Linked DNA regions of Mus musculus: region 2 is linked to region 1. The links are chromatin loops, found by intact Hi-C in ENCODE. Cell type or tissue: gastrocnemius. All regions are shown on one strand. Each heading gives the region's core, and the rest is flanking DNA. Links, peaks and the distances in the headings are about the cores only.

Region 1 (5,379 bases), core at 82-5,081:
TAGACAAGACTGGCCTCAAACTCACGGAGATCTACCTTCCTCTGCCTCCCAAGTGCTGGGATTAAATGTTTGCTCTACCACCATCCAGTTAATCTGCAAGTTTTAGTCCTCAGACGCCATGCAGAAAAGTAGGCAGTGATTCCTCTGCTGGAAGAAGCAGAGACAGGCAAACACCCAGGGCTTGCTGCCACCCAGCCTAGCCTGCTTGGACGCTTCCTTGTCATCGAGAAATACTGTCTCAAAAAATGTAGTGGGAGCCTGGAGAGATGCCTCAGCAGTTAAGAGCATTAGCTGCTCTTGCAGAAGACCAGAGTTCAGTTCCCAGAATCCTCTTCCACTTCAGGTGGCTCAATTACAACTACCTGTAACTCCAGCTCCAGAGGATCCAACACCCACCCTCTTCTGACTTCTACCAGCACCCACTACCCATACATATAAATAAAAATAAAATAAAATACATATATCTTTTTAAAAACCCAAACAAGGTATATGGCTTCTGAGGAATGATAGAAGGTTATTTATTCTCTACCTTCCTCATGCATGGAAATATACATACCTGTACATTTATGGACACACACACACTTTAAGTCAGTGCACATAGCAATGGAATTAAAAAGAGAAAGCAAAAAAGATGGCCAGGAACGTAGTCATGGGCTGAGCCCTGTGTCATGTCCCACAATGCCAGCTGCAATCCTGCAGAAGATACACAGGAAAAGTTGTGTTAACCTTTTAAAGTTGTGTTGAAGAGTGTGAAAGGCTGAGACTCTGCTCTTAGAAATGTCTGGATTTACAGCCACGGTAGCTGGTCCTTGGTATATAAACACCTGGAGAACATGTCACACAACTGGAATTGAGATGTCACCCACAAAGCTAAGGCTAGAACAGAAAGCAGGGAGGTAGAGTAGGCACACGTGTGGACTGTCCCGTGGCCCTGGTGTGTCGCCTCCCGCTGGCTGAGCTGTCTGCATTCTCTCTGAAGCAGATTTGCTGGCATGACAGATGACACATGTCCACACAACTTCTGTTTTCCATTTTACCGGTAGAACACCACAGCTTGCAAGTGTTAGACTATTTGCCCATTTGTTTAGTAAATGTCTCTAATTTTGTGACCAGTAGAGTAAGAGAAAGCTGGGGACACCTGACAGGCCAGAAACGGTCTCTGGATTTCTTTTCTGCATCTTGAACACAGTTTCAAGTTTTCAATTTCGATCTAAAGGAATCACTTTAAAATATGTTGTGTTAGCAAAATGCCCCAGGTTCTGGTAGGTGACATGACAGCGTGACCTGAATAAAGATGTCTTTTCATTTTTTTCTCTCTTATCCTGAAAATGCCAGTTTCAACAACAACAAAAAAATGGCTAAATGTGACAAAAATTGTAAGTGACTTCTATGTGCCTTCTGGTTTGGGCACTCTCCACACATTTTTCTGCTGCTGTTGCTGCTAAGGAAGCAAGCCAGACTGTGTCACATTTCCCATGTTGGGCCCACATTCTTCAACTGCTGACCTCTGAACCCATACCATTTCTGTTCTTGATCCCTGAGGACCATCCTTCGGGTACTCACCCATTCCAAATGCAGCCCCACATCCTCTGAGCATCATGCTGCTTTGCAAAGTGCTTTTCATTCTGCGTTCATCTCTCGTGGCTTTGTTACTGTTCTTTTCTTGTTGATAGAGTCTCACTGTGCCATCTTTACTGGTCTTAGATGTATGATTCCCCTGCCTTTGCCTCCTGGGTACAGGTCTGGTTAATAGCAGCAGCAGTAGTAATAGTAGTAGTTGTTATTGTTTTCCCAACTTGATATAAGCTAGAGTTATCTGAGAAGAGAAACCTCAAAAGAGAAAATGCCTCCATCAGACTGGCCTATAGGCAAGCCTGTCAGAAATGCTCTTAATTAGTGATTGATGTAGGATGAACTAGCCCACTGTGGGCAGTGTCACTTCTGAGCTGGCTTTGTGAGTTGTATAAAAAAGCAAACTTAGCCAGTAAGCAACATCCCTCCATGGCTTCATCAGGTCCTGCCTCAGCTCTTCTTGTTGATGGGCTGACTATATCTAACCTGTAAGCCAAATAAATGCTCCCCCACCAGTCATGGTCTGCATCACAGCAACAAAAAGCAAATTAAGATGGTGCTGGTTGGATCTAGTGCTCTCAAATCTTGACTGAAAGCATATCATAAATATAACCAGGGTTGGGATTAGATGGCGGCAAATTCCATCTAAACTGTCTTCAGAGTCAGCATGCAAACTGGAAGATTGCAGATTACCACCATGACAGCACAAATCGATCCAAGAAGTAGTGTTTATACCGTTCTGGCTACAGTTGTTTTTTTTGGGAAGTTTATGAACTATTCGCTAGGGAATAAGGACTATGGACATAGAAGAGAATCCTGCATGGCATCCTCAGGCTGGCAGTGAGATTAGTTAAGAATGGCTTAGCCACTACACCAGAGAGATTTTTCTGTGGGGCCTCATCTTTGGAGTTGCAGGATGAATCATAACCACTGTCAAGACTGCATGTTATCAACTGATAGATAACATGAGCAGGGTGGGATTTCACTGGCTGATAGCATGAGCATTGTGGGATCTCACTGGCTGCTAACATGAGCATAGTGGGATCTCACTGGTGGACAAGGATGGTAGGGGCGCTGTTCTTCAGTACAGCTAAGGAGAGGTTACTGCTAGGATGAGTTTGCAAAGTTGTAAGGGGGGGCATGCTCTGGAGCCAAGGCAGGTTCTATCTGCTCTCTACCTGGGCCACCAATCCCAGGGCCACCCAGAAACTGAAGAGCCTCTTCCCCCAGCAGTGGCCCTCTAGTGCCCTCTACTGGAACCAGAGTATTACTTCTGCTCACTTGTTTTCTTCCTAACTACTGTATGTATCCATATATTATAAATAAAATACAAAGGTTTAGAGAGAGAGAGAGAGAGAGAGAGAGAGAGAGAGAGAGAGAGAGAGAGAGAGAGAGAGAGTCATTGTGTAGCCCCCAGAGGCCCTAAAACTTGCTGTGTATCTATACCAAGCTGGCCTTGAATACGTGGCAATCCTCCTGCCCATGCCCCTTGACAATGACAACTTGGATTATAGGTGTGTGCCGTCATGTCTGGCCAATACATTTTCTTGTTCACTTTAAAGGAGGAATCTTTAGAAGAACCATGCTCCTTATTCAGAGCCTATATAGAAAGATGTATCTGGACCTGGGAGGCAGCACACTGGCAAATGCCATAGAGGGCTAGCTTGCTAATGGCAACTGGCCAGGGAGACCACCTTCTTTCTTGGCTCTGATAGTTCCACAACACTGAATGCCCAGCTATGGGGAAGTTTATACCTCTGCCCTGGATTTCAAGGACTTATTTACTATCCAACATAGGTGTTAATATGGGCACTGGTAGCCTTGAAGGAGGTAGCCTTGAAGGAGGTCATGTCAGTTTCCAGTTCAGTTTCATTGTGTTCTGTTGTGGGAGTGCTGGTGATTGAAGCTAGGGCCTCACACGTGTATGGCAAGTACCAGCCTTATCCCTCACTCTCAGAGCTACAGGTCCCCCTCCCTGTCCCCCACCCCCTCCCCCGCCCCCAGCAGTCTTGAGATGAGGATGCTCTGTGCTCTGATTCCCAGTACCTAAGTGAATTCTCAGGGACAGCACTCCTCTAGCTTTTAACTGGTCTTGCCAGCTCTGTGTCTTTGTTCATTATTCTGAAGGTTCAGCCCTCATGCTCTGCTCCCCACTGTGAGAGCAGCAGGATCTGCTACAGGCTCTCCTGCAGGCTCCTCGATAGCCTATCTGCTGTAGGCTCTCTGATGCCAGCTCTGATGCAGGAGTAGTCTATTTTTCTTTTCTTTTTCTTTTTTGTTTTGTTTTTTTTTTTTGTTTGTTTTTTTGTTTTTTTGAGAAAGGGTTTCTCTGTGTAGTCCTGGAACTCACTCTGTAGACCAGGCTGACCTCGAACTCAGAAATATGCCTGCCTCTGCCTCCTGAGTGCTGGGATTAAAGGCGTGTGCCACCACACCCGGCATATTTTTCTTGTTAGGACAATCGGTTATTGTGAGAGCGCATATTCTCAAACTGGAAGACCCTTTCTTGCAATAGTGAGTTAAATCCTGTCTTAAGTGTTGGGATCTTAATCTTCTCGGCTGTTAAATGGGGTTATAATCACCTGCTCCTGGGGCTACAGAAGCATTCACTAAATGAAATGATCTGAGTACAGTGTTGGACCGTACCAGATGCATGTTAAACATTAGGTACCAGTTACCGTGACTGTGCTGCGTTGGTGGCCGAAGCGAACTACGAGCTAAGTGGTTGCCTTCCTCACAATGGTAACCTGTTTGGAACCATTTACATCTGCTACCATTACTTTATAAATGACATTTCTAAGTGTCATTTATTAATGGCTTAAAGGAGAAATGAGTGAGTCTAGGATTTCTTTCACTCCGCCTGGATTTTCTCCTGGAGCAGAGAATTCATGAGGGTTTGCTTATGATCTTTCTCCTTTCTCTTTAATTCAGTGGATGATGGTGTTCATTACCCACTTGAGGTAGCATTAGAATAAATTAATATTAAAATATTTAAATGTAGAGCACTGCATTAGAAGCGCTATTAGGAAGATTTATCACCTGCAGTGAGAACTCAGTGCTCCATTAGCTCCAGAACCTCCCCAGGAAGTTTGGAGACCCCAGTTCAGATCATTACCTCAGTCCCGCTTCCCCTTTCTGTCCCCAGACTGCTGTCTGGACATCTGTTCTTGGGCTTACTGAGGGTCTGCTCTGCTAACTCATGTGTCAGATCAGACACCTGCGTTCAGCTGTGTGCTCTTTGGTATTATTAGCCGGTGAGCCGTGTCAATGAGCCGTTCAGGTACTACGGCCTGAGCTGAACTGTGCCCTCTTCTAAACTCACACGGTAGTGTCCTAACTCCCAGTACCACAGAGGCTGCTGTGTTTGAAGATAAGGACCTAGGCAGTGGCAGCTATGTTAAAAATTAACCCATTGTAGTGGACTCTAATCCAATTTTATAAGTATGACTGGCATACTTATAAGAAGCAGAAATTGAAGTACAGAGATAAGAGTGTGTGAGCAGATGAGTGTCAAAGAGGCAGCAAGATGGCAGCCTTCTGCAAACTGGCCACAGACCCTTCCCACGGGGCTTTTGGAGGAAACCAACCCTACCTATACCCTGATCTTGGACTTCCTAAAGTAATCTGTTATTCTGAAACAAATCCTAGTTTGGCATTTGTTGCAGCCACTTTAGCAAATGGATACTGTTAGCAAAGCAGAGACATCAAAAACCTCGGTTACTGGAAACACATGATGTATTCCAGAAGCAAAACAACTGTGAGCTATGTTTCCAACTGAGGGCAGAGCCATGGAGGGATTGGAAGTAC
Region 2 (5,379 bases), core at 58-5,057, 340 kb before region 1:
AGGAAGTATGTCACCATGTAAGTGGGTGTGATGGTTTGTATATCCTTGGACCAGGGAGTGGCACCATCTGAAGGTGTGGCCTTGTTGGAATAGGTGTGACCTGGTTGGAATGGGTGTGTCACTGTGGGTGTGGGTATAAGATCCTCACCCTAGTTGCCTGGAAGTCAGTCTTCCACTAGCAGCCTTTGGATGAAGACATAGAACTCTCAGCTCCTCCTGCGCCATGCCTGCTGGGATACTGTCATGCTCTCACCTTGATGATAATGAACGGAACTTCTGACTGAACCTGTAAGCCAGCCCCAATTAAATGTTGTTTTTATAATACTTGCCTTGATCATGGTGTCTGTTCACAGCAGTAAAACCCTAACTAAGACAGTGGGCTTTGAGGCCTCCTCCTATGCTTAGGCTCTGCCTTGTGTGGAAGAGAACCTCCTCCTCACAGCCTGTGGAAGATAGACTCCTGTTTGTAGAACTCTTAGCTCATTCTCCAGCACCATGTCTGTCTGGATGCTGCCATGACTCCTACCATGATAATAATGGACTAAACCTCTGAAAGTATAAGCCAGCCCCAATTAAGTGTTTGCCTTTCTAAGAGTTGACTTGGTCATGGTATCTCTTCACAACAATAAAACCTAACTAAGACATCTAGTATCTCCAAAATAGAAGGACTGTTCAAAGTGGCCAGGCATGGCCAGGCAGAGAAGGGACAGCTCCACACCCACTTTCTGCTGCTCTCAATTGCCTGCTCATCCCCATCTATCTCTTGACTTCAAGACCCTATTTGTGCTCTGTCTTGGGTCCTTAGTGGTCTTTGTGCACAATAGAAAATGGAGTTTTTTCTAGCCCTGGAGGCTGGGTAGCATTTGGACAGTGGCCTTGTTGAAAAGTGTGGCCACAGCTGGGCATGGTAGCCCATGGCTTTAATTCCAGGACTAGGGAGGCAGAGACATGTAGATCTTGGAGTTTAAGGCCAGCTTAGTCTATAAAGTGAGTTCCAGGACAGTTAAGGCTACACAGAGAAACCCTGTCTCTGAAAGAAGAGATGGGGAGGAGAGGGAGGTAGGGGAGGAGAGGAGAATGGAGGGAAGGGGAGAGGAAGGGAGGGGAGGGGAGGGGAGAGGAGAAGAGAGAAGAAAGAAGAGATGAGAGTGGTCACAAACTCCACCCACATCACAGAACAACCAATCTGGAAGAGCAAACTTTGGTCTTGCACAGCAGCCTGAATGATGGAAGTTGAGGGTTTCTCTCTTCTAGACCTGCTGTCAAGTCAAGGGGAGGAGGAAGGTAAGAAAGCCTTCCCCAATGTAATTTTTGTGCTTCTGGTCCTTGCTGCTCTGGCAGGGCAGAGCAGGGGATGAATTCTTCGCATCCTAGCCCATGAGACTGCACAGCTGAGCCTCATCTGATCTCTTCTGAGAACTCTGTTCCCAAGCCTTAAGGAAGGATGGGCTAATGGTGCCCTAGCTTCAGGTGTAGCTGTGGAAACCCTACTCCATTCACCATTATAATTTGTGTTCAGGAGTGTGCTGGGATGGGCCCTAGTTCCAGGGATAGAGAGACACCAGGATGCTGGGAAGAGTCTGAGAGGGCTCCCATGGCACCCTAACAGGTCCACCAGCTTTTGACCCCAGTTAGGCAGGTCATCATTATGCTCCCATATATGGTCATCACTCATAGAAAACCGTGTCTTTTACCCAAATCTGTGACAGTTACCATGGCTCTTCCAATAATCACACGAGCTCCTATCATTTTTTTTTTAATTGGGTGCATGGAGACAGGTTGATGTCCGGAGGAGGCTGCCTATTTCAGATGTCCTCACTTGGCTGGGGATGAGCTGCTTGGTTGTAAGGAGGGTCTCTCCTGAGGGGGAGAGATGCCAAGGGTCCACGATGAGCATCCAGGGACTGGATGGCAATAAAGAAGAGTCATTTCAATGAAGAGGCGCAGAATGCAGACAGGGGAAGTCCACCCCTGTGACATTCAGTGCTCCACAGAGATAGGACATTGTGTAGCTCATGGGTGGAGCCCTGAGTTTAGCCTGTAAGTCAATGCTGCCCAGCCAGGATGACCATATGTGTCTCCATAGGGTGTAGCTAGGGTCAGGAAGCAACCAGAAGTGAGGTTTTGGCAGGCTGCAGGGCAGATGCAGCTCTAGGGAGCCAGGCAGGCATCTTCATTCCCCCAGAGGGTGAGTGGTGGGCTAGGAGAATGCTGAAGCCTGAGGTGACCCATCCTCCTTGCTGACAGCTCCAAGGAGACCCTTTCCAGTTAGGCCTCTTACACTTAGACACCTGTGTTTAAGAAAGAAAAAGTGTGTTGCACTGAAAAAAAAAAGAAAGAAAGAAAGAGAAAGAAAAGGCAAGAAAGAAGAGAAAAGAAAAAGGAACGAAAAAAAAGAAAAAGAAAGGCAGAGTAACCTCCAGGGCCACATCCCAGTACAGCTGCAGAGCTGACACAGGCTTTGTAGATAGAACAGCGCCCCCTTGTGTCATTTGATTTAACCAGGCCCTCTGTGAACACAATTTCTCACGTAAATTATGCGCAGGACCAGTATACGTCCACCAGATGTCGCAAATGTCTTAGTTATTATTGGGGCAAAGAGCATGTTATCAGCAATTGAGTATCCGGTGCCTCAGTAAATAAATACATTGTGGACAAGAACTTTCTCAAACTGGATCTTCAACCCCAGACTTTGAAGGTGGTGGAAGGGGGACCAAGGACTTAACCTTATCTTCAGGTTAAAAATGAGTTTGAGCTTAGGCTACATTGCACATGCCCGTAATCTCAGTGCTTGGAAGGCAGAGCTGAAAGGATCTAAAGTTTGAGCTACCCTGGTCTACATAGTGAGTATCAGGACTTCCAGGAATACACAGAGAAATTATGTCTTGAAAACAAACCAACCAACCAACCCAAAACATCATCATCAACATCAAAACTTCTAACATTCAAGAAGCAAAAAAAGGACCTGATCAACAAGAGGAAAGCCATGCCTACTGATGGAAACCCAGCCAACTTCCCAGGGCTAGTGACAACATGGGTCTTGAACCTACAATCACCACTTTACTAAATATTCTCTAAATACATTGTAACTGTTTTTCCTTATCGACGCAGAGGAATATAGTTCTCACCTCTCATCAAGGAAACTTCTCTTTGCAACAGATGAAGACCGTTACAGAAAACCACAACCAATCAAAATACAGAGTGTGGAGCCCAGTCTCAATGGATATCTATATCTATAAAACAACTCTCACACCTAAGGCTCAGGAATCATTGCAGAAGAGGGAACAGAAAGATTATAAGGGACAGAGGATCAGGGAGTTTTCTGCGAGATTGTGTTTCCTAGGAATGTCAGAAGCTAGACCACAGAGTCTCACCATCTTGATCACCTGAACATGAGCTGAACACAAACAATAACATGTATGTAATGTGGTGAATGAGGAGACCCAAGGGGCTCAGCCCTATACAAGGTCTGCAGACAACTAAGGAATGCTGAGAGCAGGAGAAACATATTCTCCAAGAGAAAGCACACCAACGAGTTATTCAACACCAAAAGGTTAGCCCTGAGAATACACACACACACACACACACACACACACACACACACACACACACACACACACATTCACATGCACACCCAGGGATAGGGTCCTGGACTTGGCCCCAACAGTGTACATTCAATGGTGGTAGGACTTGCCCGAGAACCACACCCCTTGCAAGGACACTGAGCATGTCCTGCTGTGTGCTCATTGTGTGAATTTATGTCCTATATCTTTTTCTATCTGCATTTCCTCACCTCTGTTCTCCCTGCTGCTCTGCTAAGCAGGACCTTCTATTCCCTGTAAACATGCTTTAATGATGGCATGGCATCTTTACAAGCAACTGCCTCTAATAAGAACTCAGCACTGGGGATACTCATTTTCTTTGGGTCCCAGTCTCCCCGAGGAAAGTTTATACTGTTAGACTTAGTCTTGTTTTGTGGACTGCTCCTCTCTCTGCTATACCATGCCCTCCCTGTGTTAAGGGAGCAGGCCCTGGTGTGTTGGTGTGCTGGTTCCTAGGGCTTTTATGTGTATTTTATTGCAGACTACGCCCCTCACAAGAGCGCTGAATCAGCACTGGGCACAGGGCAGGAAGGGGCAAGGCCTTCCTTTCCAGCCTCCTCCCTTTTCCCTTCCTGCTCCTTCAGAGGCCAGGCACAGGCCAACTGAACACAAAGGAGTACAATCAGTTATTTCTTACAGCAGTCAAGCCACAAAAACAACCCCCCCCCCCAAACCAACCTACAGAGGCAAGCCTAGGTCTACACCAGCTTAAAACCATAAACAACAAGGGCTCTTAATGACTCCCAGTGCAGATCTCTTCTATGGCTTGTACTGTGTTCAAAACTAGTTGATCTCATGACTCATGATCCTTCACACACACAGACACACAGACACACACACACTACAGTTTAGTACCTTTGACTAGTATGTATATTCAAATATCTTTACTTATTCAACAAACATTTGGTGCCTGTTTTTTTGTTTTTTTGTTTGTTTTTCCCCATAGGCATACTGGCTAGTTTTATGTCAGTTTGGCATAATTTAGAGTCATTCTGGAAGAAGGAATCCCAATTGAGAAAATGCCTCCACCAAACTGACCTGTGGGCAAGCCCATGGTGCATTTTCTTCATTGATGTTTGATGCAGGAGGGTGGGGTGGTGGTGCACACATTACTGTGGGTGGTACCACTGGTGGGCCTGGGTACTATAAGAGAACAGGAGTAAACAATAAGAAACAAGCAGTAAGAGGCGTCTCTCCATGGACTGTGTATCAGTTCTTATCTCCAGGTTCATGCCTTGAGTTCTTGCCCTGACAACCAGGGATGCTACTGAACATAAATCCCTTCTTCCCCAAGCTGCTTTTGGTCATGGTATTTTGTCAGAGCAATAGAAACCCTAAGACAATTGGCATTTTAAATAGCAAGAATCACATTACTTTTACATGTAGAATATGTTTTAGAGGGCACCAAGATTTTTGGTCTGCTGGGGTGTCTATCTGTTTGACTTGGGAGAGGTGCTCAGGGGATAGAAAGGCTCTGCAGCTGAGGCTCAGTTTTGCCATCTACAAAGTGTCACTGAAGAGGCGGGTCTGGAGAGAAACGAGATGCGATTCCTGTTTTTGGAAAGGGCGATGTTGGGTGTATGAAGGTAGTGTGGACATTACTGTAGGGAATGGAGTTGAGAAGAGGAACCAGAGGGAGAGTTACTGAGACGACTTTTAAGTGAGGATTGAACTCAGGATGGCCAGTGGCGATAAAGAAGAGTCCGGTGGAAGTTGAGCAAACCCAGTGATCTAGCTGTAGAACAGACTTCAGGGCAGCGAGCACAGTATTGGGTCC

What was found. A loop is a pair of places that touch in the nucleus more often than their neighbours do. Peaks named below come from ENCODE experiments on the same cell type or tissue, not always from the same donor. Only the 100,000 strongest peaks of a DNase experiment are listed, where the experiment ranks them.
Region 2: a loop joins it to region 1, with 6 times the contacts of the local background. A loop is called at or near these places in 21 of 42 quality-filtered maps.

What each region holds. Positions count from the first base shown.
Region 1 is chr12:117,425,001-117,430,379 of GRCm38, reverse strand. No RefSeq gene overlaps it. Among named protein-coding and RNA genes, the nearest start is that of Gm31482, 38 kb to the left of the region's middle. In gastrocnemius, for the core only: a CTCF peak has its summit at 2,822 (motif pointing left); a DNase peak (open chromatin) is centred at 2,788.
Region 2 is chr12:117,762,182-117,767,560 of GRCm38, reverse strand. No RefSeq gene overlaps it. Among named protein-coding and RNA genes, the nearest start is that of Cdca7l, 79 kb to the left of the region's middle. In gastrocnemius, for the core only: a CTCF peak has its summit at 2,516 (motif pointing left); DNase peaks (open chromatin) are centred at 2,122 and 2,525; H3K27ac peaks cover 1,560 bases.